Regions from separate parts of the Mus musculus genome. Here region 2 is linked to region 1. A link is a loop called in an ENCODE intact Hi-C map of the cell type or tissue named here. Cell type or tissue: heart. All regions are shown on one strand. Links, peaks and the distances in the headings refer to the core of each region. The heading gives the core; the rest is flanking DNA. Region 1 overlaps Cemip (cell migration inducing protein, hyaluronan binding). Region 2 overlaps Cemip (cell migration inducing protein, hyaluronan binding).

What was found. Hi-C counts contacts between places; a loop is a spot of excess contacts. Peaks named below come from ENCODE experiments on the same cell type or tissue, not always from the same donor. Only the 100,000 strongest peaks of a DNase experiment are listed, where the experiment ranks them.
Region 2: it touches region 1 in a loop (2.1-fold over the local background); 2 of 42 quality-filtered maps call a loop at or near these places.

Annotation. Positions count from the first base shown.
Region 1 is chr7:83,945,370-83,960,647 of GRCm38, forward strand. It overlaps Cemip (cell migration inducing protein, hyaluronan binding), which reads right to left. Exons shown (of 29, transcript NM_030728.4): 17 at 13,140-13,225; 18 at 12,219-12,350; 19 at 10,089-10,124; 20 at 9,852-10,007; 21 at 7,418-7,598; 22 at 6,034-6,249; 23 at 3,211-3,422; 24 at 1,779-1,964. Among named protein-coding and RNA genes, the nearest start is that of Gm30440, 17 kb to the right of the region's middle. In heart, for the core only: no CTCF peak of the experiment used is centred there; DNase peaks (open chromatin) are centred at 6,122 and 7,402; H3K27ac peaks cover 2,076 bases; H3K27me3 peaks cover 285 bases.
Region 2 is chr7:84,011,932-84,027,209 of GRCm38, forward strand. All of the region lies in intron 1 of Cemip (cell migration inducing protein, hyaluronan binding), which reads right to left. It overlaps Gm30440 (a long non-coding RNA gene), which reads left to right. Exons shown (of 9, transcript XR_378308.2): 3 at 514-716; 4 at 1,129-3,207; 5 at 8,277-8,496; 6 at 8,609-8,696; 7 at 10,277-10,999; 8 at 11,816-11,914; 9 at 12,607-12,804. Among named protein-coding and RNA genes, the nearest start is that of Gm30440, 49 kb to the left of the region's middle. In heart, for the core only: no CTCF peak of the experiment used is centred there; a DNase peak (open chromatin) is centred at 6,560; H3K27me3 peaks cover 571 bases.

The DNA of each region.
Region 1 (15,278 bases), core at 2,688-10,687:
TCTATGTAGTAAGCTTTAGGTCAACCAGTGCTGTATAGTGATAGCCTGTCAAAAACACAAAAGCCAAACACACAAACAAAAACTACTCCTGTTCTTGGCATTAAGTGATGGAAACTGTCAGGTATAGCAGTCCCCAGCTCAAGGTCAAGGACAGAGCCAGTGCCATCCATATGCTCTGCATGGTGGGGGAGGCTGCAGAGGTGACACCTTCTTTGAGGGTTGCCCATGGGCACATCACACTGATGTTCACTTCCTTATAAGAATCAATGCTAAGGACCCAGAGGCAGAAGTTGGCAGTCTCTTACTGGTCTTAACAGTGTTAAGATTTCTTTGTTGCCAGATCAGAGCAAGGGGAGTCTGAGAGATCATCCATCCCATACTCCCACACAGATCATAGCTCTGGCCTTGACCTACAACCCATGGATGCTCCAGTGAGCTGAACTGAATGCCAAGGCCCTGGGATAGGAAGAAACTAGGGCTCCTAGTTTCCTTCTATTATACAATATTTCATTACTTGGTTATACTCCCTCGGGTAATAACTGATAAACCCAGTTGTGAAGAATACAGCTAAAGCCAAGCCAGGGCTCATTTACCACCTTGGAACTCCCTCTCCCAGCCAGCCTATATTCACTTTACCCCTACTTATGGCAAGCTGATTATTCTTTTAAAATAGAGCAGCTACTTTGTTTTCTCCTCATAAAGAAAGAAAGGAAGAAAGAAAGGAAGGAAGGAAGGAATAAAGAAAGAAAAAGAAAGAAAGAAAGAAAGAAAGAAAGAAAGAAAGAAAGAAAGAAAGAAAGAGAAAAATGCCCATTAAATAACCTTTCACTTTACTCGCTAGAAGGCTTCTGTGGCCAGCTTCATGTTTCTGTGGCCATCTTTATCCTTCTGGGGCATACTGGACTTCCTCAACAATTAGTCTGGGTTGTGTGTGTGTGTGTGTGTGTGTGTGTGTGTGTACAGAGACATATGTGTAAGCATGATTGTGAAAACCACAGGTCAACTCTTGGTGTCATTCTCAGGAGCTGTCCATACTAAATTTTAAGAAAGGAACTTTTATTTTTACCTGGACTTTGCAGATTAAACTAGGTTGGCTAGTGATACAGGAATCTACCTGCACTCCCCCCTCTAGTTCTGGGGGGAACTATATTTTTTTTTTCCGTACATTCTAGAGGACTGAACTCAGGTCCTCGTGTTTGCATATCAGGTGCTTGACTGACTGAACCATCTCCTGGCCACAGATTTACTTAGGAGAAATGATCACTAGTTCCCTAGTGTCTTCATGCAGACACTTTGCTTCTACTGTGTCTCCGTTGACCAGGACCCAGGTGGCAGAAGTGGGAGGGTTGGGGGTATAGCTAGCCCTAGGCTCAGATCCTGCTGGGGTAGGTTTGTGCTATGACCACAGAGCAATTTACTCTTTTTCTTCCAGGGTCTTCTTTTCACATCTTCAAATTAGAATATTGTTTGTTCCATTTGGGTTGGGGGCAGTGGATTTACACAACATGGTTGTTTATTTGTTTTTGTTTCTTGCCTTAACTTTTTTTTCCAAAAAATTCCCTATGATTCACTTGCAGATTTAATAGAGAATTTATTTTCCTCTCAACGTCTTGATGTCTTTAAGTGGTTGAGAGCATGGTTAGTGTTAGGGTTAAAGTGCTTAAGGAAGCATTCTGTGTTCATTAGCATAAACTGCACTGCACTTCTTAGGGTTATAGGGAAACCCAAGATACATAATGAAGGAGTCTCATTCCTCCAGACCACAGGAGCACCCTTACCCAGAATCCTCATCCCAGTAGTAGTGGCTCCTGCCAGGATAGCTCTGCTCAACTTTGTCCATCTGCAGAGTCCTCACAAAGGTCCCAGTCTTGGACGTTTGCTTTAGCAGGCGATTGTGAACATCTGAAAGGATGGAAAAGGTGGTGCCTCTTGGGTAGCAGAGCCCCACTCGGATCCAGTCACCCCTAAAAAGGAAAGTGAGGTTAGTTCTAGGCAAGGGCCCTTGAGCACACCACAGGAATAGTGGCCAAAGAATTCTTAAATGAGAAGTTTTGAAACAATAGTAACTATGTTGCAAAGTGTTCAGGGAGAAAAGGAGGATAGTGACCACCAGTGGCCGAGGACAGTCATTAGGATGGGTCACCTGTGAGCATTCAAGGGATGACCTAGAGGTGCTCTGGGTGGGTGTTGGCTGGGAAAATGGTACTCTTTGACTAAAGACCATAAGCAACTGAGGGCTAGGGTTGGCCCTAAAAGAGGACAATTGAATGGCTCTTCATCTTGTTCTCTCCACCTGTCTGTCTCAGGAGTACAGGGATGAAAACACAGTGCATGCAGGAAATGCTTCAATGTGAATACCCACAGTTGACCTGATGTGCTTAACCCAACTGCTTCCTCTTGGCTGTGGTTAATATTGGTGGACTTGACAGGCCCTTGGACCATCTAGAAAAGGACATAATCCCCTGGTCTGGGCTTTGTGCAATTATCTAGATTCGGTTAGCCTCTCAGCATGCCTGTGAGAAATTTTCTTGATTAGCTTAACTGAGTGGGGTGAAACCCACCCTACATGTCAATGACATCATTCCATTAGCTGGGGTCCTGGAGCAAATAAAACGAAGCAGTCACCTCCCTCTTATTCCTGACTGGGGATACAATGTGAGTAGCTGCCTCAAGCTCCTGACCATGAGATGTCCTCACCATGACAGACCTCAAACCCTGAGCCAAAATAAATCCTTCCTTCCTTCCTTAAGCCATTCTGTTAGGATATCTTACCACAGTAACAAAAATGTAATTAAGATGCCCTCAGAGAGCTTTGCTCCCTTCTCTATAAATAACATCAGCAATGCCCTGCATTCCCCCCCCCCCACCCCATCTACTGAGCACATGGTAATACCAGGAGCTGGGCGATCCTATCATGAGCTCACTACACATTCTTTGTTCACTTGGCAAGTGGTAGTCGCCCCAAGCCTCCAAGAGGTTAGCTATTCAGCACAAAGGTAGGCCCACTATGCAGCCTCAGCCTGTGCCCTTAGATTCTTAACTCGAGGTAATGAGAACCTATCTGTGTACCTCTGACGGGCTAAAGGGGCCAGGGTGAGGTCCTGTGAGCAGTAACCCCAAGATTTTACAGTGAGGTGTTCTCACTGCCCCTGCCTGAGCTCAGCGGGCACCACTGTCCTGGTTCACACTATCCTGCTTGCTCTCACGTACTTGTTGAAGTTGATGAGCCAGATGGCAAGCTCGGCGGGGGCTGTCTGGTCCCAGTGGATAGTATAGCCCTTCTGCAGGGTGATGACAGGCTGATACTGCTGGTAGTGGGTGCTCCTGGTGAGGGCCCCCTCCAGGTAGAGCGGGTGGCTGGGGAAGTCATTCTTAATGATCTTCATGCGCAGATTGCTGCTCTTGTAGGCCTGGATGTACATCTTTGAAAACCCAAAAAGGAAACGTACAAGGAGGCTGTTAGAAGGGATTGTTCTAGAGGGTCTGGCTAACATCTGAACTCAAAGGGCACTCTCAGAGGTACCGTCTCTTTGCAGAGCCGGGATGAAAGGAAGACCAAATAAGGGGATGTCTCTTTGTGCTGGCGGACACAGCCCAAGTAGCACTGTGCAGCTTAGCTGACATGTTCTATGATTTCTAAAAAATGACCTCTGCTGAAGGCGTGACCACTGGAACTGCTAGGAGTTGGCTGCTAGTCACGTGGTGAACTGTGGAAAATGGAAGCAGTGTGGAAGGACAAAAACAGGGGAGAGAGGACTCTGTCTTTTCTTCCTCCTTCTCTCCCTCCTTTCCTTTCTTCCTTCCTTTCCTTCTTTCCTCCTTTATTTTTTCCTTCATTACCCCTCCCTCTCTTCCTTCTTTTTCTTTCCCATACTGGGCACTAAATATAGGGCATTAAACACTGTACACACTAGGCAAGCACTCTAGCACTAAGCTGTACCCTAGGCCTTCTTTTATTCTTTGTGTCAACGAGGGTCTCATTAAGTTGCCTGCCCAAGCTGGTCTTAAAACCCACTCTGTAGCTCTAGCAAGCCATGAATCTGCAATTCTCCTGCCTCCACTTTCCTAGCAGTTGAGATGTCAGGGCCTGTAGCACTTGGGAGGGGTGTATTCAAACTCTACTGCAGATACAACTAGGCCTTTGCTCTGAGAGTGTGTTTGTGAGTGTTGTCCTATTCACTCTCTGCCTCAGCCCATGGACCAGGTGGATAATGCTAGAAGTGTGGCTGCTCCCTGATGGTTTTGGTCACCCTTCAGTGATGCAGGCATGATTCCCACCCACAAGCTCTCCTCCCCTCCTCTTCTGTAGTCCATCATTCCCACTGGTATCTTCGCCCTTGCCCTGTCCACACATGTGGCAGAAGCCTGGCTCTGGATCATCGTCCTTTGCCATTGCTTCTAGAGCTCTCAGTTGGGGCTGAGAAAATCCCCTAGCCTAGGAGAGAGGCATTGTTTCAGTCTCCTTTTCAACACTGCTCGGCAGGCCGTCTGCATGCCTCTTGTCAACAGTTCCCATGTTCTGCAGCGGCTCCTCCAGCCATCATCGCTCTCTGCAGGCCCACTCCTGGATTCTCAGCCCATGACCTCACTCTCCAGTTCAGAAAGAAACTGCCTCAACTTCCTGTCCTTGCTCTCCTTTTGTTAAAGCCAGCCCTTCTCCCAACCTGCACTCTGTTCCCACCTGGCTTCTGGAGCCCTGTCCTCTCAGCATGGCACTGACTTTCTCTCTACCTCTATTCCTTCACCAAATCTCCATTTAGCTATTCTCTTAAAGTTCCACTTTCTGACGTCTGCTATGGTGATGAGGATGCCCACCATGGTCTTGAAGACACCTTCACTCACATACGTCCTTTTCTGGCACACCTGGCATTGTGCTTTTTTCTTAATCAGACAGTTTTCTCTGGCCTCTTTCAATTCATTAATTCATTCACGCCTTCACCACTCATTCATCTAAGTAAAGGCAGTAATGGTCACAGGGTCATGGCATTATTTCAGGTTGTTACATTCCAGACATTGTATAGCACTGTTTTGTGTGTTAGCCATGGGTCACAAGTACACAATGACTCCTGGACATGAAGACAATATGGCCTAGGAACCAGTTTAAAAATGCCGTTTTAATGAATTTAAATCACAAAGTGCAATAAATTTCAAAACAAAAGCAGTGAAAAAAAAGTCTTCTTATTAAAACAGAACTTGATTATTTTAGTAGGCCCCTGTGTTACTTTGAGGAGAACTAACATTTCCAAAGGAATGGGCTAGTGGGATACAGCGATGGCTCAGTAGTTAAGAGCACTTGCTCCTCCTACAGAGGACCTGGGTTCAGTTCCCAGCACCTACATAGTGGTTTACAACCATCCATAACTCCAGTTCCAGGGGAACTGACACCTTCTTCCAATCTCTGTGGGCACCTACATGCAAGAAGTGCATATACACATATGCAGGCAAAACACTCATACACATAAAATAAATATTAAGAAAGAAGTGGACTAGAAATATAAAATATATATGAAAGCTTGAAGTCTGAACAGAAAGAAATTGATTGATAACTTTTATATTAACTACATGTTGAAAGGATAATATTTTGAATATGTGTAAAATACTATTGAATTAATTTCTCTCTCTCTTTTAACCTTTTAACATGACTACTAGGAAAGCTATGGCTAGCATTATATTTCTTTTCCTAAAAAAGGACAGGAGGAAGGATTTTATTTGTATTATCTAAAATCGTTCCTAAAATATCATCACAGAACTTTGGCTTTTAGCTTAAGTTTACACATGAGGATGCTGAGACTCCAGGGGTGACGCTGCAGACCAGCAGCTAGTAAGTGCTAGGACTGGACATGATAGACCCAGTACAGTGTGTTGACTGAAAATCCTGTGGATTGGGAGTGAAGGGCAGAAAAAGGAGGGAAGGAACAGCTTGCATCATTCTTGGCCCAACATAGAACTAACTGGACACACGGAAGGCTCTCTGAGTCCTTGTCACGTGAGTGAGAGAGTGAGATAGTGAGTGGTTTAGAGTGGCATCCCCACCTGTGCATAGCGCCCACTGCAGATGGCCCCTCTCCAGTCTGGGACATTGATGCAGTCTGGGTGTCGGACCAGCCAGTTGTCGTCCTTAGTGAGATAGGAGCCAGGGTACTCCGACACAGAGCCGTCCAGATCATGGAACACAGATGTCTTGTCCCCGTCCATGTCCAGCTGGTTGAACCAGGGCCCGGGCTCTCCGAAGAACACTCTGGAAGTAATCTGAACAGAGCCCAGGAAAATAAGCCTGAGGCAGGAGGTGAACGGAAACTGCAGCCGTCATCAGGCCAGGGCAAAGTTTCCAATTTCCGCTGACATTACGAAGCAGCCAGACAGAGGCTGCCCTTGGGCACTAGAGGAAACCGCATGGCTGACCATCTCATGGAGCCCAAAAAACAGTCAGAGTGTCACCATGCCTTAACCCCCAAAACTAGCACACAATTCTGGCTCTGCTCACTGGTTTGTCTGTCGTAGGTGGCCTTAGAGGCTGATCTGCTAGAGGAGGGGCTTAGGATTGGAAGAATTTGAGTGTTCTGTAGAATGGGCTGGTGAAGGGGGAGGTTGTGTGGGTGTTTGTATGAGAAAGTGTATAGGGGGTACCTGTGTGTGAATGTGTGGATGAGCTTTTATGTGTGGTGGGTTTAAGGAGGACAGGTTCACGGTGAAAGCCATTGGATATCTCTGTCACTGACCTCCTACAGGCTCTCGGGTCTGAGAGAAGAAATTCCATAACTTAAGTTTTGTATTGTCACAGTGGCCTTAATCTGTGAGTGAGCAGACAGGCAAAGGCAGTAGCAGGAAGGAGGAGGAAGAACTGAGGAGGAAGAGGGCAAGGAGGAGAGGAGTGGGAGGAGGGAAAGGTTTGGAAGACCACAGTGTTTCTCTCCACAGGCTATATATGTTGTCTGCTGTAGATAATGAGAAGTAGCAGTTCTCACAGGCATCCTTGGACTGCTCTCCTGACCCTCAGCTCCCCACGCTGTCCCCATGTGCAGCCAGGAAAGTCCTGTTTACATCAACTTTCAGGATGAAGTCAAACAATGTCTTCAGAAGACTTCCCTTGGGTACTGCTAGAATTTTGAGATGATCTGTGCCAACTCAGGTAGCCTGGTTCCATCATCCAGCTCATCATTCAGAACCCAGGAGTTCTTCCTGAGGTACAGATGGAAGGCCAGCGGGCACTCACCCAGACTTGACCTCTTGCTGTGATCTGAACTTGTACTCTTCCAGTCTGGGCAGAGAGCAAACTGGGACGTGGCCCAGCCTACTTGGAGGAAGCTATTCCACCCTTGTGGTGATGGCAACAGCTCAATCTCCAAGCCGTGGGGGACAAGTGAGTCATCACTTGAAGCCTGGCTGTGCCAGGAGCCTGTCCTGACACCACACTCACCGGGACATCCTCAAAGGCTATGTTGGTCACATTGTTGTGAGGGCAGCTTTGCCAGGCATTGTTTAGGCGGAAGGCCAAGGCACTGGTGTGCCTGCCCTCGAGGGCCGCGAACTTGCGGAAGGTGCAGTTCTGGATGTTGATGGGGCCATCGTAGAACTGAATTCCTCTAATGGGAAAATTCCTGTGGAGTTAAGGAAGACAGGTGTCAGCTGAGTGCCATGTTGTTTGCTTCTTTGGAGGTGAATGACAAGAAATTTTTCTGGGTGAAGTTATTCCTGATCCCCCACCTCCAGCAACTCCTTCCACTGAAAATCATTAAGTTAATTAATTCACTGGGAAGGCATTTATGGGCACAGTATCAATGATGGATAAATGTCTGTATAGATGGATGATGGATGGTAGGGATACATTGACTGGATAATGTTTGGTAGAGGAATAGATGGTGGATACATGAGTGCATGGATTGGGGTGGATGGATGGGTAGACGGATGCTGGCTGATAGGCAGATGGATGAATGGATGAATAGATGGGGAGTTTGTAGGTAGATGGATGGTAGATGAATAGATGGAGGGTGGCTGGATGAGTAGATGAATGGATGATAGACAGCTAGTTGGCTGAATGACTAGTAAGTTGGTAGATAAATAGATGTCTATCAAGTTGTTGGCTTAGGGATCTGTTTAGGCAGTTTCTCTACTCTTCCCATCAATGTGTCCAGTCACTAGGAAAATACTGTAAATACTTCTAGAGGCTGCCAGTATTTCGTCCCTTGAGGGAGGGGAGCACTGTTAGTCACTATCGTCCTAGTTTTAGTTGCTATAACAGTTTAATCAGATTAAGATCCAGATGCGTTTCCTCTGTAAACCTATCCACAGGCAATGTGCTGGGTTTAGGAAATAGGAACAGAAATACAAAGAATAAGCAATGATTGAAAAGAATTACAGTACAACTTTTAAAACATTGCCAGAGGCAAAGACAGCTTTTGCTAGAAAAGCAAGACCACAGATTGACACAGGGCCCCTGAGAAGGTCTGATACTGGCAAGTAACAGGAAGGAATTGGGAAGAGGTGGAAGCTGGGAGACATGGAGGGACCAGGGAGGAATCAGTGACAGAGCAGGGAGGAGGGGCTCAGTGGTACCTCCTCCACTTACTTGACACTCTTGAGCAGGGTATGTGAAAGGAAGGCCCATGGGGGACTGGTCAGATTGCTTGGTAGCCTTTCCCAGGGCTGGTTACAAATCTAAGCTGGTCATTTTCTATGCCTAACATGTCCTTTTATACCCACGTCTCTGCTTCTGGCTTGGTCCCTTCCCTTCTCTTCCTTGTGGAGCTTAGGGAAGCAAGGGAATGAAGATGAAAAAGAAAGTACATGAAGGCTCTGATCCCAAAGAGAGACTGTCCCCAGCTGTCCCTACTCTTCTATTCAGGCTCCCAGATAATGCATATGGCTCCCAAGAAGTCTCTACTCACCCCCAAATTCCCTGTGTTTCAATATTTTTATATTAGTAAGCAGTGGTACCATCACCTTGGATCTTGGTTCTCATAGGGCCCATCCATGCATTTTTCCAGTTAAAGTGTTCAGGTAGCACATTTTTGCTAGTTCTACATAAACCATATGTTTAAGATCCTAACCTTCCTCAATAAAAACTGCAAGGTCCTTCCTAGGTCTCTTCTCTCAGAAGCATTGCGAGAAACCTGTCTGAGCCTATCAGGAAGTCACCAGAATATCCTGTCCCTGGAGGGTAGTAACCTTCTAGAAAGAAATTCTAGAAATGAAGACTCAGAATCACTTATAAATAAAAGGGTCTTCCATATCTCTTAAAATGGAAGAAAGGGCTTCTTGATAAGTCAAGAAGACCAGGTGAAAGCCTCTGTATGCCTCCAGGTGCACTCAGGTGGAAAGTTTCAGTGTGTATGTTTCTGTCCTGATTATAGCAGCAAAAACTGTTCTTTTCATGAAAAGAAGACTAAACCAATTCTAGGGCCTCAGTGGAACAAGCCTAGCCTCTTGCATGCATGGCCACCTTGAGATGATCTGTCTCTGGTTTAAGAGTCCAATCTGTGTGAGACAAGGCTGCAGGTTTGATTACTTCTGCTCATCCTGATTGCCTCTTTGCTATAATCAGAATTGAAAGACTTCATGTGAGTTGCTAAGTGGACTCAGAATCCATTTTCTGGACACCATGTTTCCCTGAACATCTAATGGTTGTGTGCTCTTTGGAATCTAGTCTACAAGTGTGTTTTGACATCTTTCCTCATTCCAGATTTCATCCTCATTGTGTCTCAACTATTACTGCAGGTTGATAGAGAGCAGAAAAATTCAAAGTCAACAAATAGAAGTCACGCATTAACTTCTTTCTTTTCACAGATATCACTCAAGCCACACACATACTCACTCACTCACACAAAGGGCAGTTCCCATCATTGCAAACCTACTGGCCAATAGGGAGGGTCCTTCCACTGTGGTCCAAGCCACCTGGACCCCAGATCCTGTTGTCCATCATTTCTGTGCCCACATTGCCACTCTCGCCAACAAACAAGCTGTTCTTTATCTCCTGCTTGGAGCCATCATCATATGGGAAGGTTCCACCACTGCAGAGAAGAGATGTCGGGAATGAGATGTCCAAACATAAACTCCCACGAAAGACCAGTCACAATGGCAGTCACTCTTACCTGGCCAGGGTCAGACCAATGCCATTATCAGCAAACCTAGGGACAAGAGCAGACAGTCAGCCCATGCTCTCACTCCACAGTCAATGAGGTGGTGGAAGGAAGGACTCTTCTTTGTCAACAGAGTCTATGTGGACATCCTTGGGGTAGGAGTTTTGGTGAGGGAATTGTAATTTTCCACTTTACACAGCAAATGGCTATTCTGGTTCCTCCTCACAGATTTGGTATTCCTTGGAGTGGCAGGTAAAGAGCTAGAAGATGTACCCAGCTTGGCATGGGTACTCAGTGACTCAGCATGTGGGAACATGGAGCTTTAGCTACAGGAGGGCTAGGACTCACAGGCCTCTTTTGCCAGCCCACCTCTGGTTGAGCCCCCAGAGCCTGTGGGGTTGATCAGGAGAAATGGAAGGCAGTGGGTAGTGGGATGGGTGGGGGGCTGTGTTTTCCCACCCCAAGGCCAGCACTACTGAACGTAGGCTATGTGAGGACTACTCTTAGCCATAGTAAGAAACTGAAATAGCCTCATGAAGTAGCTGGACCTTGGGTCTGTGCTGCCTTCATCTCCTTTGTTCCTCGTCTCCCTTCCTGTCCAGTACACCCCAAGAGGTTCATCTCCTCTGGGCACCATTTTCATGCGCCATCGCTGCTTCTTGAATCTCCAGTGGCTTCACATCTCCTATAAGCCCAAGCCCAGGTTTTGCTCTGGCACCAAGTCCCAAGTCATCTTTGTTCCCTTCTGTTTCAGCCATGCTGGGCTGATCCTGATTTCCACAAGCTCTCCAGTTCCCAGCACACCTCAACGGAGCTTTCTTTCAGCACTCTGTGTTTCCTCCTCAAAGATCTATCTAGCCAAACCAATCAACCAAGTCTCATCTAGGGCACCAAGCTCTCCATCTCTCTTTTAATCCCTGTCCCCAGCTTTTCCTCATCTCTGGTATCACCTGGCGTTTTGCTATGGTCCCTTCACATTCCACTGTGACCCTAGGGACATTATAGACACTCACAACTTCCTTTTCCATCCATATGGGTGACTCAAACATTTGTCCTATCTTGTTTTTGGAAGATTTGAGACATTTATTCTGCATTCTTTGTGAGAATTTCCAACTCAGCACATCTTAAAACACAGCTACCCATCCCCACTTGCTCATTATGCTGAATTCTTGGGCTTATCCACACTTTCCTTATCTACGATTCTCTCCCACCAGAACTAAAGTGTGGTATTCCAGTTGGCTGTCTTCTTTCCCACCTTTAGGAGTAACCTTTTCCATACTTGCCTGCATCCAGGGATACTAGAGTCTCCCTAAGTCCCCAGCAGCCACACTGGATTAATACTCAAAGTTCTGGAAGATATCATTCTGTCAGCTCCAGACCATGTCAACTCTGTCTATGTGTAGGACCACAGCCCTGATGCCAGCCAGACTCTGGGATTCCTTAAACTGTCTAGTGGAGGATAAGAAGATGTAGCCCCTATTGGCAGGGTGCTTCATTATTTTCTTGCAGAAGGAGAACCATGTTTGGCATCAGACTTCTGGGGACTTTACATCATAAATCAATGTTTTTGGCTTGTTTTATTGGGTGTAGAATCTAATGGCCTTAAGCATCAAGCCTCTCTCTCTCTCTCTCTCCCTCTCTCTCTCTCTCTCTCCCTCTCTCTCTCTCTCTCTCTCTCTCTCTCTCTCTCTCCACTTACTAGCTATGCAACTTAAGACACTAACTGAGCTTCAATTTATCATCAGTGGAGTTAGGATTTTGTATTTTTATTTTTAAAATTTGCATTCTTGAGAAATATAGTGAGAATAAAAAAGAAAACCAAAACCAGAGTTTAGGCACTCAGTGAGTACACAGGACCATGACCCCCTTTTCCCTTCCTGCACTGACTACCCATGTAACCATGAATGAGAGTCCCCATAAGTAATCCATAGTGCCCAGCACTGTTGATGAATCTGACATGCTGCTGTGGGGTTTCTTCCTCCCCTGGTCACTGTCTGATATCATCCTATACTCCTGTCTTGCAGGGGGAACAGAAAGCTGAATGTCATTAAGTTTAGAACCCTCTCTGCCTTGCTTACTCTTCAGCCTAGAAGAGGAACATCAAGCCTCTTTGGTGGCAGCCACCTTCCTTTCCAGACTCACCGACAGCTGTCCAGCCACACATCCCCACCCCGCAGCCAGGCTCCATGATCCTGGTTCTTGTAGGCAGTAAAGTGTCGGATAATGGCTGGTTCCCGAGGTTTCAGTGGGTCTGCGTCCTGGTGAGGGCTGTACCTGGAGCATGGGAGAATACAGGGTGTATTCTTTCTGAGCTCTGTAAGCTGCTTTCCACTTACAAGTCCCAGATATCTCTGACTCAGCAGATATTCACTGGCTATGTCATGAACAACTCTGAGCTTCTAGAGACAGGAGGTAACATCTCTAGGACCCAGCTCCATGCAGGAGACAGATAAGCGGTCCCACTGTTGCTAATGATCTTGAAGTTTGACAACCCTGTTTTTGTTTCCTTTGAGATAGGTTCTCATTATGTAGCCTTGGGTGGCCTAGAACTCACTGTGCAGACCATGCTGACCTTGCAGAGATCTTCTTGCTTCTGCCTCTCAGGTGCAGAATTAAAGGAGTTAAATGCATGTACCACCCCATCCAGCCTTGACAATGACCTTTTAAAAGCAGTCTTTGGTCTTCAGCTAAGCTCTGGCTTGACTTGTCAACCTGGCTATCTATTTCCTTGCCATTAAAGTTGCAGTAGATGCTTTTTTTCTGATCACCTTTGTCTCCCTGCCCATCATGTCACAGCTCTGGCCATCCCCAATCCTCTGTTTTATGGTCTTGGCTCGGTGGAGGGGTCTGGAAATTGCTAGGAATTTCAGCTCTCCCTTCAGTTACTGGAGTCTGGACTCTAATTCAGACTTAGTTTAGACTTCTAGCACAGTTCCATATCTCAACAACTGGCTCAGTGCCAGCTAGTGAGCACTCATTAGGGGAAGAAATGCAGGACTGAAGCAGAAGAAAAGGAAGCAAGCCAAGAGGTCCCAAGGGACAATGTTTCCCAGGGGCTCTTACCTGGCAGAGATGATGGAGAGGAAGGGCCGTTTATCCTTGGCTGAGGCCTCAGTTGTCTTGACTCCGTTGTCTATGATCATGCCAGCCTGGAGACAAAGGACACATTAGCTACTACTACTGCCTACAGCCATCTTCTCACACCAACCTAGGCACATGCTTTTGAATATGTCCATATACCCAGCAGTTCTTAGACTATGTTCATGGATGTAGGGTCTACAGTGAGAGAAGGAGAAAGCCAGTGTCATTCTGCATTTCTCTGACTAGATCTGAGAGGAGCAGACCTGTGTGTGTGCATGTGGTTTGTGCATGTGTGTGTGTGTGGTGGAGTAGATAAATAAACCAGTTTTAAAAAAAGATTTATTTATTTTATGTATATGAGTATTCTATCTGCATGTGCACCTGCATGCCAGAGAGGGCATCAGATCACATTATATATAGTTTTGTGCTACCATGTGGTTTCTGGGAATTGAACATAGGACCCCTACAAGAACAGCCAGTTCTCTTAACCTCTGAGCCATCTCTTCAGCTTCCATAAACGGGGGTCTAAACTAGAGTGTCTATCTTGGGGCCATATAGCCAATTCCATATACAGAACTCACACCAGTTTATGGAGTTCCTATCCCAGATTCCCAAACAAGGTCTACCAGTGTGCACTCAGAAATGCATCACAGACTTTCAAATGAAATACGAACTTGTCTCTCTTTCCCATCATGTGAGAGTCATGACTTCCTACAGCCTGTTCCAGCTCCTGCTTGATTTGAGGAGAAAGGCTAATCTTTTTTAAAAGATTTCTTTGAGACAGGGCCTCATGTAACCCAAGCTGGCCTCAAACTTGCTATGTAGCCTTGGCGACTTTGAATTTTTCATTCTCTTGCTTCAGCCTCTCGAATGCTGAGATTACAGGTGTATGGGATCACATCTTGTCTATACACAAACCCAGGGTTTCATGTACATCCAACAAACACTCTTACCAACTGAGCTATGTCCCTAGCTCTGAGCCTGGTTTTCTTCTTTAGTGCCAAAGCTGTCTCCTTTTAGACAGAAGGTGGGTTGGGATAAAAGTGGAAGTCCTGGAGGCCACCATCCAGTCCCTTTCACTCTCAGATCCCCCGGCCTCTTAGGAGGCTCATACCAGCTGTGTCTCCAAGTTCCTATTTGTTCCCCAGTGGGCTTTAAGTTCACAACAGTGATGACGAGAGCTTACACTCTTGGCTCTGTTCTCACACAATGATGCTGGCGAGTCCCCTCACTTCTTTAGCTAGTCATATCATTATCTGTAAAGTTGGCTAATGATATCACCTTCACAGAGTAGCTGTGGTGACTGTACAAGATGCCTGAGAAATGACTACATGACTGCATGAGGTGAATGTGGTGTCAGTCTTCCTGGATAGAAGCATCCAGGATATAGACCATATTGACCATATAGTCTATATAGACCATGTAGTCTCTGCTTAGACTGTCAAGCTGGTCCAGCTGTAGATTCTTTCATTTCTCCCTGCCTATCTCAGAAGATAAGAGTCCCTCCTGCCCTCACAAATGCTAAATCACCCCTCCTACACACATCTATGTCCTTGACTCTGACTTGCCTTCCTATTAGAGATGTTGCTTTTGATTGCATTACTCCTCATCTCAGCCCCCTTTGCTGCCCAGTCCTGTGGATCTGGTCTCTCCAGTAGGAAGTCTTGAGGATCCAGGGAATGGTGGGTTCCACTAAGAGGCCAATGTGTTTTCTGTCCTTCTCTAACAGTGACATGGTCTAAGCACCTGCCTTTGCATGGGGCTGTTCAACATCCATCCACAAACCCCCTTCCACATTTCTGCCACTGCCTCAGGAATTGTCCCCCTGCTCAGTCTCTGAGACATGACTAAGGAGGTATCTCCTCTCCCCTGCTCATGGCTCTCTCCTTATCACTGGCTTTTGTCTTCTTACCCTCAGGTTTCAGCATGGATCTGCTCTGAACATATGTTCCTTATTTCTGAGTCTTCTTCCAGGTTCCATGTTTTTGAAACAGGTTTTCTTTGTATGTGAATGCAGAGACCAGAGGTGGATAACAAGTGACTTCTATTTGCTTTCTTTGTTGTTGCTGTTATTTTAATAGATGTTCTTTCATTGAACCTGGAGTTCACTGGCTAAATGGC
Region 2 (15,278 bases), core at 2,510-10,509, 66 kb after region 1:
TGCTCTTATGTGAGGAGGTCAGAGGTTTGACCTCAAGTGTTGTTTCTTAGGAAACATCTTGTTTTTTTTTTTTTTTTAAAGACAGGGTCTCTCAGTGTGACCTGGGCCTCACTAGTTAGGGAAAGCTGATTGTCCAGCAAGCTCCAGGGAACACTGGTCTCTGCTTCTCTGGTGCTGGGATTTTAAGCACCCACTGCCACACTGGCTTTTTATGTGGGTGCTTGAACTCAGATCCTCATGTTTGTGTGGTGAGAACTGTATTGACTAAGCTAACTCCCTAGGCCCTGCTTAAATATTTTTTAAAAAGTATATCAGCCGGGCGTGGTGGTGCACACCTTTAATCCCAGCACTCAGGAGGCAGAGGCAGGCGGATCTCTGAGTTCGAGGCCAGCCTGGTCTACAGAGTGAGTTCCAGGACAGCCAGGGCTACACAGAGAAACCCTGTCTCGAAAAACCAAAAAAAAAAAAAAAGTATTTCATTAATCTGTGAGGTTATTGTCCCTTCCACTTTAGGGCACAGTTGCCTGAGTGCCCAGATGCTGCAAACCAAGTTCTTTAATGGAAGACATCAGCTCAAGTATTGACATACAGTGAGGGCCTAGCCAGCACTGGACAGTCACCAGAAGGTTTGCCAGCTCTTCACTGAATGAACAAATGAGTTATCCACTTAGTCACTCTGTAACTCTGGACTCTGTTCTGTGCTTTCCATAAAACAGGTGAGTATATTTTTTGATGTTGAAACTGGATCCATTTAAGTGAAAGTACTACTTCTTCTCCTTTGGTTTTCTGTCTGCCATCTAAGCCTTACTTTCATCTGAGGAAAATAATGTCAAGTTGGGTTTGACCCCCACACATCATGAAGCAAGAGAGGAAGTCTTGACTGGTAGATACAGTTGTCAAGTTTAAGGTCAGCCTGCCTGTAGCTCATTTGGGGGTGACCTGGGCTAGTAGCCCAGAGAAGGGTCTTGGACTCTTTCAGCACCTCCAGTATTCTCCAGAGCGACCATTGTATGCTATAAAAGTTAACAGAGTATCTCAATGTCCCCTCATTTAATTACCCTGATATTAGAAGCCTGACACACCCCTAAGACTCACTTGCCCAGGTAGCAAGTATCTTTTTTCTTTCAGGTATGGCTGAGCTACTCCGTGGTGCCTGCACACAGCCTGTTCCCAGCTCTAGCTGCAAATGCCCTGGGACTTCGCACTGTGTCTTCCATCTGAGCTTCATGGAACTCTAGCTTCACCCCTGCCAACTCAGTTTCAGCTTCTGGCCCTGCTGCTGCTGCTCCATGCCCAGTGCTGGGGACATCCCTGGGTGGGGTGGGGTGAGGTCATGGCTGCCTCCTATCTCACAACGAAAGTGGTTTGTATCTCACTTGGATAGAAATGGAACTTGAGCTGAGTTTACATCCCACTAAGGCATTGAAGAGCTCAAAGAATGTTTTTCTCAGCACACGGAGGTCTAAATAGCATGTACTGTATGGGTAGCTGTGCCCTCTATCCTAAGGCCCCTCCCCACTGTCCCTCCAGCTCCAGCATTTTGTCTTCATGGCACATGACAGACACCTTTTCCCACTGTGACATGCATCTCTCAGGAGCCTCTTGTCCTTCCCTACATAGGAGCATAGTCTTCTCTGCCCATCAGATGGGTTTAGAAAAATGATCTTTATCTGGAAAGAACATTGAAGCTGTACTACCCAGCCCAGGTTCCTTGGCCTCCTTACAAGTGTGCTGATTCCAGTAGGAATTTGCAGACAGGAGCCTGTCAATTGGATTCAAAGGCAAGTTGCCCTAGACCTCAACTGTAGTTTCCTAAGCCTTTATCTGCTGAAGGCTTTTGTTCCTGGCAGACTGGGCTAACTCATTGTGGCCAGGACACACCAGACCATGAGCATCTGGCTGGATCCCAGAACATGGAGAGTTCCTGTGGGACAGAATCAGAGTCGCTGGCCTCATGTCTTCCCTGGCTCAGAAAGTGACGGCAATGGGAAACACTTCATCAGCCGTAGTTTTAAGTGAAAATCCTAGCATCAGCAATTGACTGGGTGTTCCTTCTGGCTTGAGAGTTCCCCGTGCATGCTCACTTGTTTCTGAGGCTCAAGAAAGATTTCTGCCAAGTGCCCCATCTCCATCAGGTGTCCCATCAGGCTGGAGATCCATGCTGCTCCTCTCTAGGGTATGTGTGGGGTAAGTGGAGGGGGGCTCATAGTTCCACAAAGAGATTAGGATGTACATGAAAGTGAGCATGCCAAGGCTGAGCAGATCAGTGTAGGATGCAGGTACAGCTTATAAAGTACCTTCAATGTAAAGTTAACAGCTTGTTCCTGAAAGCATGCAAGCCACTGGCAGATGGGAAGATGAGAGCAGCTGGAAGTTGGCTAGTGTGTGCTTTATGAGACATAGTGGCAGGACGGGGAGGGAGTACTGCTGGGACAGGAATGAAAGCATTCTGGGAACTTCAGGATCATATATATATATATATATATATATATATATATATATATATACACACACACACACACACACACACACACACACACACACACTCATACACAATGATGCCTATTGGGCAGGTCATCACTGGATTTGTCAGGAAACACTCTGCCCTGCATCATGTGAAGACTTACAGTCTATCTGGGGTTGGGTGGAGAAGGCAGAAAAGCCAAACAAGCAGATGTGAGTATCTGCTGGTATTGGGAGCTGGCAGGGTGGGGTGGGGAGAGCAGAAGAAAGGGGTGGTAAGGAAAGAGCTGTCTGACAAGGTGACATGTTGGCAGACCTAAGAGAGAGAGAGAGAGAGAGAGAGAGAGAGAGAGAGATTAGAGCTGAAAGTGTCCGGGCGTACACAGGTGGAGCAGAGTGTCTGAGGGGAGCTACAAGTGGGGCTGAGCTGATAGCAAAAGGAGCACTACCATGGACCGAGGAGGTGGGTAGTGAGCCCCTAGGAGCTCTACCAGGAAAGGACAAGGGGCAGGGAAGGAAATAAGGATTCAAACTGGGCATGTCAGAGAAACGATATCTTTGTCGGATGCAGAGACCCACTTGGCTAGTGTGCAATCCATTCTCTGATCTAGGAAGGCATTTCCCTTGTTGGCTGCTGCTTTCCTTCTATGCCTTTGCCATTGTGCTGGGCCATGCTCCACCTATGGCTCCCATGCTGACCATAACTGCTATTTCTCCTGCTAGAAAAATGCCTCCAAAAACATGGTAAGTATATCACAAGATCTGAGTGAGCCCTGCTAAAAACTGAATCTAGATGCTGGAGAGAGCAGGAATGTGGTAGGTCCAGGGAAGTGGTTTTTTCAGCCCACACAGTACAGGTGGGAAGGGAAATTTTGTCAGAGAGACAGCTGGAGAAAGTCAGCTGTGTCTAAAGGCTCTGTGCACAGTCCTGTCCTGGCATTCAAGCTACTTTTCTATGGTAAAGTATAGAGTAGGTCTTACTTACTTACTTACTTATTTACTTAATAACTAAGTTAGTTTTGTTCGAGATAGTCTTACTCTATACCCCAGGCTAGCCTAGAACTCACTCTCATCTTAAGTTGGCCCCAAACTCCAGTTAATCCTCCTGCCTCAGTTTCCCAAATGCTGAGCTTATGCATGATCCACCATGCCTGGGAAGAGTATCATTCGAAAGCTGCCCCTAACTAAAGGAAGGAGAATGGCAACAGAGTGAGGTAAGCACACCTTGGGCTCAGAAGGCAGGCAGAGAGGAAGGTAGATAAGCTGAGGGGTCTGGGGAGATGAGGTGTAGTGGGTGTTTGATTGTTTAACAATAAAGAATGTGTATGAGTGTATGTGTGTGGTGGGAGCGGTCACAGTGTAGACCTGACAAGCTTACAGTCTCTTTCTCACGTCTCAGAGATCTGGTTCCTGGGCACGGCCCAGCCTCAGGCTTTTGTGGCCCTGCCAGACCCTTGGATGATTGGCATAGGCGGAGCTCTCTCAGAGGCACAGTGAAAAGGAAGAGTGTTTTCTTTTCTACCAAAATAAAGGAAAAGCATTTCCCCTTAGCTACCGAATATGCCAGGGGGCTTTACACCAGACAAGTCTCCAGGTCTCTGTACACACTAACTGGTGTCCTGCAATTCAGTTCAGTCCCGGCACTGTCGTGAGCTGTGTGCAATACAGCCGTCACAGGGTTGACGCCTATTAAACACAGAAAGGGCTCGTGATAGAATTTGGATACCTATACTGTGAACTGGGCATCCTTCACATTACAGAGTAGCTAATCACAGCAGGCTCACCACATGCAGTTCCAGCATTCGGCAGCCTGAATTAGGATTACTACAAGTTTAAGGCCAACGGGGGCTAAATAGCCTGTCTCCAAAAACATAAACAAACCAATCAACCAACAAGCAAATCAATTAGAATGCTGCCCGGAGGAGGTTGGCTAGCAGACAGACACACATACACACTCAGGGGATGGACGAGTATGCGAGGATGGCCTGAGGATTTTATCAGACGAGGGTCCAGGCACCGTTTGGAATGACGACGATTAATGTGAAGCCTCAGAGGCTGATGGAAGGACATGCTGTGTTTAGTGTGAAGGAGGTAATGGATCTGGGCAGGAAGGAGCATGATCAAGAGGAAGCAGAAAAACAGCACCACCATGCCACAGGCTTTCTGCGCTCCCAGAGTATGCTGGGGGCTTGGCTTGCCTGTCTCTTGATTCTTCTTATGGGTTTGAGCGGGGCTAAGCCAGCCACATGCGCTCCTGAGGGAAAAAGTGAGTGGATCTATTGGCTAGGCTTATTCAGAGATTGCCAAATGACCCAATAAAGAGAGGGGGCATTGGCTGGAGTTATTGGGGATATAGGTTCTCATCCTGCAGTGGCTGACAAGTGCCAGCCTCTACACCATGAAAGTGAAGTGTGCACAGGGGAGCAGAGAGCCTAGGGGTGAAAAAGAACAAGCCTTGAACATCTAGATCCAACTATTCTTGAAACTAATAGCATCCTTGGGGTTTTCAATTACACGTGGCAATGAAGTTTCTATTTTATTTAAGCCAATCTGAGTTGTGTTTCTGACATTCACTATGGAAACGGTCCCAACTAGTAAGGAGCCAGAAGGGAAAGCAAGATGAAAGTTCTTCCAGGTCTCTTTGATCTCATAAAACAGGGACCAAAGACTTCCTTTTCCACACTGCAGCAGCATGCCTGTCCCCAAGAAATGTGGGCCACCCCAGAAAGAAAGAAAACAGTGTTGTCACCACAGTAGGTAGGACCTGACCTGTGGACCTGCAAGTCTGAAGCCAGCCTAGATAAGTTAGAGACCTTGTCCCAAATGAAATTGAATTTTAAAAGGTTGGGGCTATTGCTCAGTGGTAGAGCATTTACCCAGCATGCAAGGAAGGCCCTAGGTTTAACTGTCAACACCATAGGAGAAAGGGGAAGAAGAAAAGAAAAGAAAAGAAAAGAAAAGAAAAGAAAAGAAAAGAAAAGAAAAGAAAAGAAAAGAAAGGAAAGGAAAAGAAAAGGGAAGGGAAGGGGAGGAAGGGGAGGGGAGGGGAGGGGAGGGGAGGGGAGAGAAGGGGAGAGAAGGGGAGAGAAGGGGAAAGAAGGGGAGAGAAGGGAAGGGAAGGGAAGGGAAGGGAAGGGAAGGGAAGGGAAGGGAAGGGAAGGGAAGGGAAGGGAAGGGAAGGGAAGGGAAGGGAAGGAGAGGAGACATTTTTCACACCATCTATTTAACCTCCTACTCCCAACTCTCACCTCTTTACAACCTCCACAGCCCTGCCAGGGACAATCATGGCATTTTACATCAGATCTTCTGATGGCTGCTCTCCACTCTCCTCACACACACACTCCAGCTATATTGGCCTGTTGGATATTTCTTTGGAGATGCCAAGACAGTGCTCCCCTGAGATCTTTTCCTGTGCTTTCCCCACTATCTAATATCCTTCTCCCTCCCCACACCCCCAGCCTGGGGGCTCAGTGCACACTCCTGTTCTTGGAGAGCTTTTGTGGATACCCCCTTCCCACTCTGCCCTCAGTACCTCTCAGTCTCTTTATTGCTTTCTTCAGTCGACACAGTTTATGGTCATGGATTTGATTAGGATGTGTGAACTCATGCAGGGAGGAACCATAGCCAGCTTTAATGCTACTCAGAATGTGGTTCTGTAACCAGTAGCCTCCACATTACTTGCAAGCTTCTGAGTAATGAGAGGTCCTGGCCCAGGCCACTGATTGACAATTTCTAGCAGTGGCTGTGCACACTGAAGTGTGCAAACTTCAATTTGCTGGACCCAGAGACACCTTTCTACCTCTTCTTGAGCCACAGGAAGAGTCTTGGCTGCTGTCATGTTACCTCTCTGCTCCCTGCCTTTCCCCCCAACATCATGTCTGCTACCAGGGTCACCACACATATGACAAAAGGCTAGTCAGAGCAGTCCCTCAGGAGGGTGATGAGAGAGGGATCCCCTGAGAGTTCTGAGGCAGACAATCACCCACAAAGGAGCTCTTCCAGTTGGGATATAACCAGAAGCTCCAGCTGGCCCGTGTTGGGTTGGGCAGGCAGGCTGGAAGGTCATGAGGCAGACCTAGCCTAGCAGGCCTGGCAGCAGTTCAGAGAGTCAGCCTCCCTCCAGGCTGCTGTTCTCATGCTCTCACAAACCCAGGAAGGGCTGAGACAGGGAATGTTTGCACAGCAGATAGACCTTCTCCACACCCTCCTCCCCTGGCCACAGTAGGTGCCAAGGGGCATGCCTGCTTTGGGTCCAGGCTGGACCCACAGTCCTTCTTTGATCTGAGAGACTTGTCTTTACTGGGTTATTTATTTGTAATAACTACTGTGGTTTCCTACTACTCCAAATACACCAACAGGAAGCCAGCAGGCAAGAGCTCTACTGTAGAACCAGTTGATTCTCTCAGAGCCTGGCTTACTGTGTTACCTGCGTCCCATCTCTCAGGTGTGACCTGAAGCCCTGGGCTATGCAACAAACGCCCACATTCTCAGGAAGAAAATGAGTTTTGGCAAGGCATGGCTGGAAATCGCATGGGCCTCAGCCTTATCTTCATTGGGGAAACATGTACTTTAATACTTTAGCACTTGCTTAAGATCATGAGCTGTGACTGGAAAATGCAAAACACAGATCCCTGCCTGTAGAAGCTCCTTCCAAGTCCCAGGATCCTTGATTGGCCACCAGGAGACACCAGGGCTCCACATAATTGCTTTCTTTATCAATACAAAATTCCACCGTGAGAATGCTCAAATACACAGGCAACTTTAAAGCACTTTACAGTGAACCTTACTGATCCACAACTCCCTGCTACCAGCAACACCATGCTCTGTTTGATCTTTCATGTAACTAACTACTCATTTATCCATGTTTCTATCCATTCAAAAATCAACCTTAGCTCTTTGATGCATTTCCAAGTAGAGTGAAGAAATTACTGCCTTTCTCATGTGTTTGATATACACATTTTACACTAGAGTTCAAAATTCATCCATGTGAATGAGGCACACAAAGCTGAAGAATGTGTGTATTGAGTTTGGGCAAATAGATTGTGCCTACTTAACCAAAGCCCCACAGAGACACTGAACAAGGCAGCTGTTCCAGTAAGCTCCTGCAGGCCCTTGCTCAGTCTAGTCTATTCACAGAGGGCAATCATTCTCCAGCTGAGAGTATCAGAGAACAGCATCTGGCCCATTGTGCAAGACTGCTCACACCCAGTGCACTTTAGAGATGTATCTTGGTTGCTGCATGTGTCATCAGGAGTTCATGCTAAGTCATAGCCAGTTATGCACATATATACTACATATGTCACATGGTGGCTTTGGTACTGCTGTTCTAGACAATTCCCATAAAGTAATACTGGAGACTAAAGAAGAGTGTAGCTTTGCTCTGAAAACTGAAATAGACAGTCAAGATGCTGTGAAAGTAGGCATTCTTGGTTCATATCCACTCCACAACTAACTGGGCCACATTGGGCAGATCCTGGTATAGTAGGCAGCCTGTCCGTGGGAGATACAGGCCACATTTCCGGGTGGATGCCAGGGATCACAGACAGCTCCAAAGTGTGTGTACATGGTACACTAAAGGGAGCTTTGGGGTCATTTGGACACAAGCACTTGAATGCAATGACAACAGAGTGATAACTGACATGGCTCCTAAGAGGCTAAAAGATAGCAAACACAGTGTGGATGCACTGACTTAAGAAATGTTCTGGGCAGGAAAGAAGGGGATGGATGCCCTGAGATATCATCACTTGACTCATGGTGTGTTGTTCAATTTTAAACGTATGAATTATGTATTTCCTAAATTTTCTCCTTGACAGTTTTGGACCGTGTCTTTCTATGGAAAACCGAAGTCACAGAAAATAAGACCACATACATGGGGAGGGGTGAGATTGGTGTCTGTGCCTCTCTGTTCTCCAGGTTCCTCAGATGAGAGGTCCTGGGAGGCGAAAAAGCATCCTCACTTGGCTGGGAGGCATCCAGCAGAGCACATGGCAAGACTTTAATTACCTGAGGAGGAGGAACTTCACCTGTTAATAGGTGAGAGCTTGCATCCAGTGAGTGCCACACAGTATCTCTGTGAGTCTGGGAAATTTCCATGGGCTCCTTTTAAGCTGCAGTATTCAAACTATTTTATGATATTATCTTTCAGGTTTATTTTTTTCTCCCGTGTTCCCCTATGTTCACCACCACCTTCCTTCATGTTTCCTGGCTGAGAATCCACTTGAGCACAAAAATAGGTTAGTGTATTCTGCTTACTGGATGGTTTGGGAGACTTTCAGATAATAGCTAAGTGTGGTGGTTCTCACCTAGATTCTCAGCATTTAGGAGGCAGAGGCGGGAGAATTGTAAATTTTAGGTCAGCCCAGGCTACATAGAGAGATCCTGAATCAAAAGACAAGAGTTGGGGAGGAGTCAGCTTAGGAAAATACCTGTACACACATACGCACATGCACACGCGCACACAGGCATGCAATTGCACTCAAGTGTGCCCAAGCACACATCAGCTGTACTCTCTGAATGTTCAGAGCAATGACTGGTGTTCGTAATTACTGAAAACAAGATGCTCTGGGAGAGATATGGCCTCTAAAATTAGAACACTGACTATAGTAGAGGCCACCCTCAGGTTCCTTGCCTGTGAGAAGGTACCAAGAGTGAAATGTAAGGAGAACATCTACCAAGTGCTTCAAGCAGCCCCTAGGCCCTCAAGCTCCAGCCCATGATGGGTTCCTAGCCAGAAATGGTGGCCAAGCAGCAAGCATAGCTCCTGCCTCCAGCTCCATGATGCTGGCCTGAGTTTAATCCAAGTTAACTGCATTGCCCAAGATCTTCCAGAAGCGCCTTCTGGAAAAAGCTACTCCTCACTGAGAGAGGGGATGGGTGTCCTGGCAGAGAGAAGAGGGGACTGTCACTTAGGGCTGTCCTTACTAGTTTACCCACAGCCGGCAGAAGTCCAGAGGATGGGTGACCAGACTCACCTGACTCTAGCCTTTTCCTGACTCTGTTTGCCACAGCAATTAAGTCTCTGAAGCTGTATTTAGAATCCTCTCCTTCAGTAACTTTGAAATATACATGCCATCAGAAATCACCTACTAATGCCCAAAGTACTCCTCCTACCTGACTGGAGCTTTGTGCCTGGTCCTTAGATTCTCCTTACCTCATCTAGGGTGATAGCTCTGCCAATTACTCTGATATAATCATTCCACCATGTGTGAGTGCATCAAAATATAACCTTGTAGTCTAGAGGCATAATTCAGTGGGTAGACTGCTTGCCTAACACACATGAAGCACTAGGTTCAATCCCTAGCACTGTATAAAGCAACAGAGTGGCATATGCAATCGACCACAACCCTTGGGAAGTGGAGCTAGGAGATTAGAAGTTCAAGGTTTCCCTTGGCTACATAACAAGTTTGAGACCAGATTGAGCTCCACAAGACACTGTCTCAGAACAAGATGAAAAAGAAACACCACTTTGTAGCACACTTGCCAATATATAGGAGGCATAAAACATGAGAGTGGGGGGGCCCCACAGAGCCCTTGACTTACTCAAGGAATAAAATGCAACCTCAATTCTGGTCAGCACATGTTTTGCATATTATATTGAACAAAAAGAAATTGTTCACATTCAACTGTTACAAAAACGTGGGGCCCATAAAATTCAACCTGTTCATTTAGCTGCTCAGTGCATACAGACACCATTGTGTCTGAGCCCGAGGGGTGAGGTGGGGACACAAGATTAGAGGGACAGAGCTGCCTTTAGAGTGTGTGTTGACCTTTTTTTTAAAAAAATCTAATCTCCCTGTTTGCATTTCTTTCCTAGGGTACCCCACCTTTTACTCTGAGATCTATGCCTTGAAACCGAGCCAGTCACATTCTTAGGGGACGGGGCACCAGAGGCTTCACCATGAGCAAAGTCTGCACTCTGTTCAGATCATCAGAAGTGAGAGATTGTAGGGTTGCCTCCTGTAGCCAGGTTTACCCTGGAGACTGGGAGACTCTCCCATTAGTAAAATTATTAGACCAGGATTTTTAGCAACTGAACACGAGTGGTCATTTTTATCCTGACCCCCAATCCCATTTTATGTTGACTTTTGATTCCAGGATAAGCACTTGCCTTCTGCTATCTCTAGCATGTATGCTGGCTGAAGGCAGCCAACATTGATTCCTGTACTGGCAACCAGAAGAGCCCAACTCCCTCACCCGATAAGGACAGTCTGACTTCTGCATGGACTTCTGTACTGTTCCACAGCCACTCCTGTGTGCATTGGACTCATTGTCTTTCATGCTTAACATGTCGTAAAAACAGAGGAAGTGATTCTCTGACTCATTCTGTATCCCAGGGAAGGACCCCAGGGTCACCTGGATGACCTGGGAGGATTCATGATGATGAGGCAGAGGGTGTGGACCACAGGGCGATGCCCACAGCTACTCAGATATCTATAAGGGTGTGCTGGAATCCACATCAGAACCAAGATGGGAGCAAAATCAAATAAACTGAGAAAGTTAAAGGCAGTCTTCCTCCTCCTTTGGGGTTAAAAATGAGGTAAGCCCCACCTTGTTTGTCTGGTCTCCAGGGTCCTGACATAGGATGAAGGGAGGAGAGACTGAAGGGAGGAGAGACAGCCCTTCCGAAGGTGTTGACATAAAAGAACTTAACTTAGATTAGGGACAAAGGTTGGGTTTTTTGTTTTCTTGTTTTTGGTTTTTTTTTTTTTTTGGTTTTGTAAAACAAAACCAAAAAAACAAAAACAAAAACGAAAAAAACAAAACAACAACAACAACAAAAAAAACCACATCTCAATTTAAAGGAAGACAGTGCAGAGGAAATGCCAGGCTGGCTCAGGAAGTTTCCTGTGTTATATCAATAGAGACTGTGCTTCATAGGGGATAAAAAAATATTCTCCCAGTGGCCACTTATCACTCTTTCTTCTCCAAGAAACAAAGGAAAGAAATTAAAAGTAGAGATTATTTCAAAGTAGTTTTCTGGTAAGGGGGCCTTCACTGTACTGGCCATTGAGAGCGATTTATCTACACCTCAGAAGTTAAGTGGTTTACACAAGCTCAGCATGAATCCTAGAGTCCAAATTATTAGTTGTTCAAGTCTTGCATTTTCTCCAGCTCAGAGAGGCAGAGGGTGTGGACCACAGGGCGATGCCCACAGCTATTCAGACATCTATAAGGGTGTGCTGGAATCCGCATCAGAACAGAGAGGGAGCAAAGTCAAATAAAAGGAATTAAGAATTCCACTAGCTCACAGTTACAAATTCTCAGGTGTCTCTCCCACTCTGCACCTTCCTCATCCCATACGACCTTTGTACCACCTTTGACCTCTCACCTTCTTTTCATTTCTCTAACTCAGGCTCTGTATTCTGAATCTGCAGTGGCCTCCACAGATACCTCCTGCCATCTCGTGACTATGTCACCTGCACTGCCCTCCCCTCACCGAGCATTCTCGACAGTGAGTCTGATGGCTTTTCATCCTTCTAAAATGTCAGTACCACAGGAGGGATTCATGTGGCTCCCAAATGATTCCCAGCCTCATCCCTCAAAACCTGTCATCCTCTGCTCCCTAGAGTGGACTCACCTAGACCTACCTATACAGATGTCCCATCAGCTACCAAGGCCTTCTGTGCACATGGTCTGTGCCTGAGTTGTCAGAATTGCCAAGGGGGGCCTGAAGTCATTGCTTCCTTGGAAGAAGGCACAAGAACTGAAAGCTTCCCTCTGCACTCCCATCCTATATAGCATTTGCCTTTTGTTTCTGTTATTATGGGATATTATTGCATAAGATGTCCATGCTGCTAAGTGGGCTACTAAAGGGCTAAAGGTCTTATTTTCTCTCTCTCTCTCCTCCCATCTCTCTGTCTCTCTCTGTCTCTCTCTGTCTCTCTCTGTCTCTCTCTGTCTCTCTCTGTCTCTCTCTCTGTCTGTCTCTCTGTCTCTGTCTGTCTGTCTCTCTGTCTCTGTCTCTGTCTCTGTCTCTCTCTCTCATGTGAGATCTGGCCCAGAACACACACTCACCAAATACTTGTTGGATGAAGAACAGAATTACTGCTCCTCAGATCAGTGGACCAAGGTCTCACCCAGGGAGTGATGAAGACAGCAGCCATTGGCCCATCCTGCCTCACTTTTCCTCTCTCTTGCCTCTAGTCCTGCAGTGGAGAGACTGGTGGAGGATCCAAGACTATCTGTCACCTTCCTCTCCCAGACCCCTAACCTTTCAGGAATTTGTACCACCTTGGGTGGCTCAGCTGATTGGCTGGCCCCAAGTGACCACTGAATGAAGATGCTGTTAACAGTCTCCAAACATAGCATCAAGCCTGATTAAAGATCACTGCCCCCAACCTAGCTCCTGCCATGAATACTCTGCATTACCTACCCTTACTCTAGCCAGACTGGTCCATATAGGCCAGCATTCCAACCACCTATATTGCCACCTGATTCACTCCAGTACACAATCCTTATATCCAACTCTTACTCCAAAGCCCCAATTCTGGCTCCTCCCAGATACTGTGGCTCAGAGAGGGTGTTCTTCATGTGGTTGTCACATTTGTGCAATCATTCCTCAGCATGAAGTAAGCAGAATTGGTCTCCCTTGAGGGTTTTTGTCTCTGTCTTGACTCAATGTTTCCCCTGCCTGGCATCTCTTCCTACCTATTCATATATTTTTTTCCTTTGAAATATATATACAGGTATAGCATTTTTTGAGACAGGGTTTCTCTGTGTAGCTCTGGCTATCCTGGATTGTGCTCTGGAGAGTACCCCAGAGATCTGCATGTCTCTGCCTCTTGAGTGCTAGGATTCAATGTGTACACCACCACCCAGCTACTTTGGCATAGTTTAACTGAGCTCCATGTTTGTGGATTTACTGATAAACACCAAGAGACAACTCCTTTCCTTGTGCCCCTTCTTTCTCCCACTGTCTCTAGGAGTATGACTCTTATTTTTTTAACATTTATTTATTTATTTATTTATTTATTTATTTATTTTAATTAATTTTATTTATTTATATTACATATTTTCCTCAATTACATTTCCAATGCTATCCCAAAAGTCCCCCATACCCTCCCCCCCACTTCCCTACCCACCCATTCCCATTTTTTTTTTTTTGGCCCTGGCGTTCCCCTGTCTCTTAACCACACACAACTTTCACAGGAAGAGAAACCCCACATGTCTCTGATTCCTTTGTTCCTCACATCTGCTCCAGTTACCAGAAGCTGGGGAGTTACTGTCCTAGGAAGTTGTGATCACTGGCAGGATGAGTAACTGCCCATGTCATGGGCAGGGTTGATGAAAAGAGAGGTAGCAGGTCAATTAAGGCTTTGTGGCTGAAACAGAGGATGGAGCCCTTGCTGAGAGGAAGGCAGAGCAGGGAGTTTCTGGAAGTCTCTCCTCACTTGGAAACCATGGCACAGCATAGATGTTGATTAGGTAGGAGTTGGTGATGTTCAAGAAGGTGTGAGTTTTAGATGTAGTTTAGAGTCCTAGTTCAAGGCTACCCTGATCTATACTGAAAATTACAGATTAGCAGGGGCTGTACAATGAGACCATGTCTCAAACAGACACAGAAACAAACAAAAAAGAAGTCCCCAAAGTCATCTGTATGTGTCACTGATCAGGGGAACAGCCAACTTCCAAGACTGAAGCCTGAGAGTACAGACATAATTAACCTTGGCCTTGTCTTAGAGGCTGTACCCTGGTCTTGTTTCTGCTTTAACAGCATCAAGGTCAACTGCTTCTGGGGTGCAAACTCCCGCACCCCTCCTTCTTCACAGGAGTCCCTTCCTATCTAAGGGCAAGCCCACACCTTCAGGCCAGCGATGTTATCAGAGTGTTTGAAGTTGCTGTCTGGCACTTCATGTGGCAGGCAGTCCACCTGCCATACCTGGCTTCCAGCCAACCACACCACCTGCTCAGTTAGGGCCACCTTCTTGCCAGCCACAGCTGCTGAGTGGCTCTGCCCTGACATACTCCAGGCTATTAGGGTTTCTGGGTTCACCCTCCCTAGGCTGATCCTCACTGGAAGAAAACGCCCCTAAAAGATACGTCCTTAACAAGGGAGTTATGTTCATCTTTACCTCCCCAGAGAAAAGCCAGGCCTTGTAAGGGTCCAGATCGAGAGAAAGGGCTCCAATAACAGGCTTGGTCCAGGTCTCAAGCCTATGAATAAGCTGCTCCAGGTACCTGACCTGCAACTACAGCTTGTGTAGCAAAATGAACAACTCAGAGGCCATCCACCCAGCATGAAATTTCAAGCTGGGTTCAAATTCAGGCTTCTTTCATCTGCTGCTGGCAGAAATGGAAAATAGTGCAACTACCTCAGAACACAGGTTTTTCCTCGGTGGGTTATACCACAAGCCCCTGAATGTCTGTCTACTCCCACATGTAAACGCAAGAGAAATCAAAATCTTTGCCCATGAGAAAAAAATTTTACATGGGTAAAATTTTACACACAGCATTCATCATTCACAACAGCCAAGAACAGAAGCAGCACAAATGTCTATCAACTGATGAATGGATAAATAAATATGGTCTTTCCACAGACTAGACTATTAGTCAGCCAGATAAAGGGACAATGGAGTGATACATTTTGAACAAGGATGAGCCCTGAAGACATGCTCAGTGAGAGACCAGAAGATCACATGTTCTCTGATTCTGATGCATTTATCAGAAATGTCCACAACTGACAAAGTGACAGACACAGAAGTCAGCTAAGTGGTTGTCAAGCACTGGGGAGAGGTGAATGGAAAGCAACAATAGCCAATGACTGCTAAGTTGGGGGACACAAAATGTCCTAAAAGAAGATTACAGGGCTGCCAGTT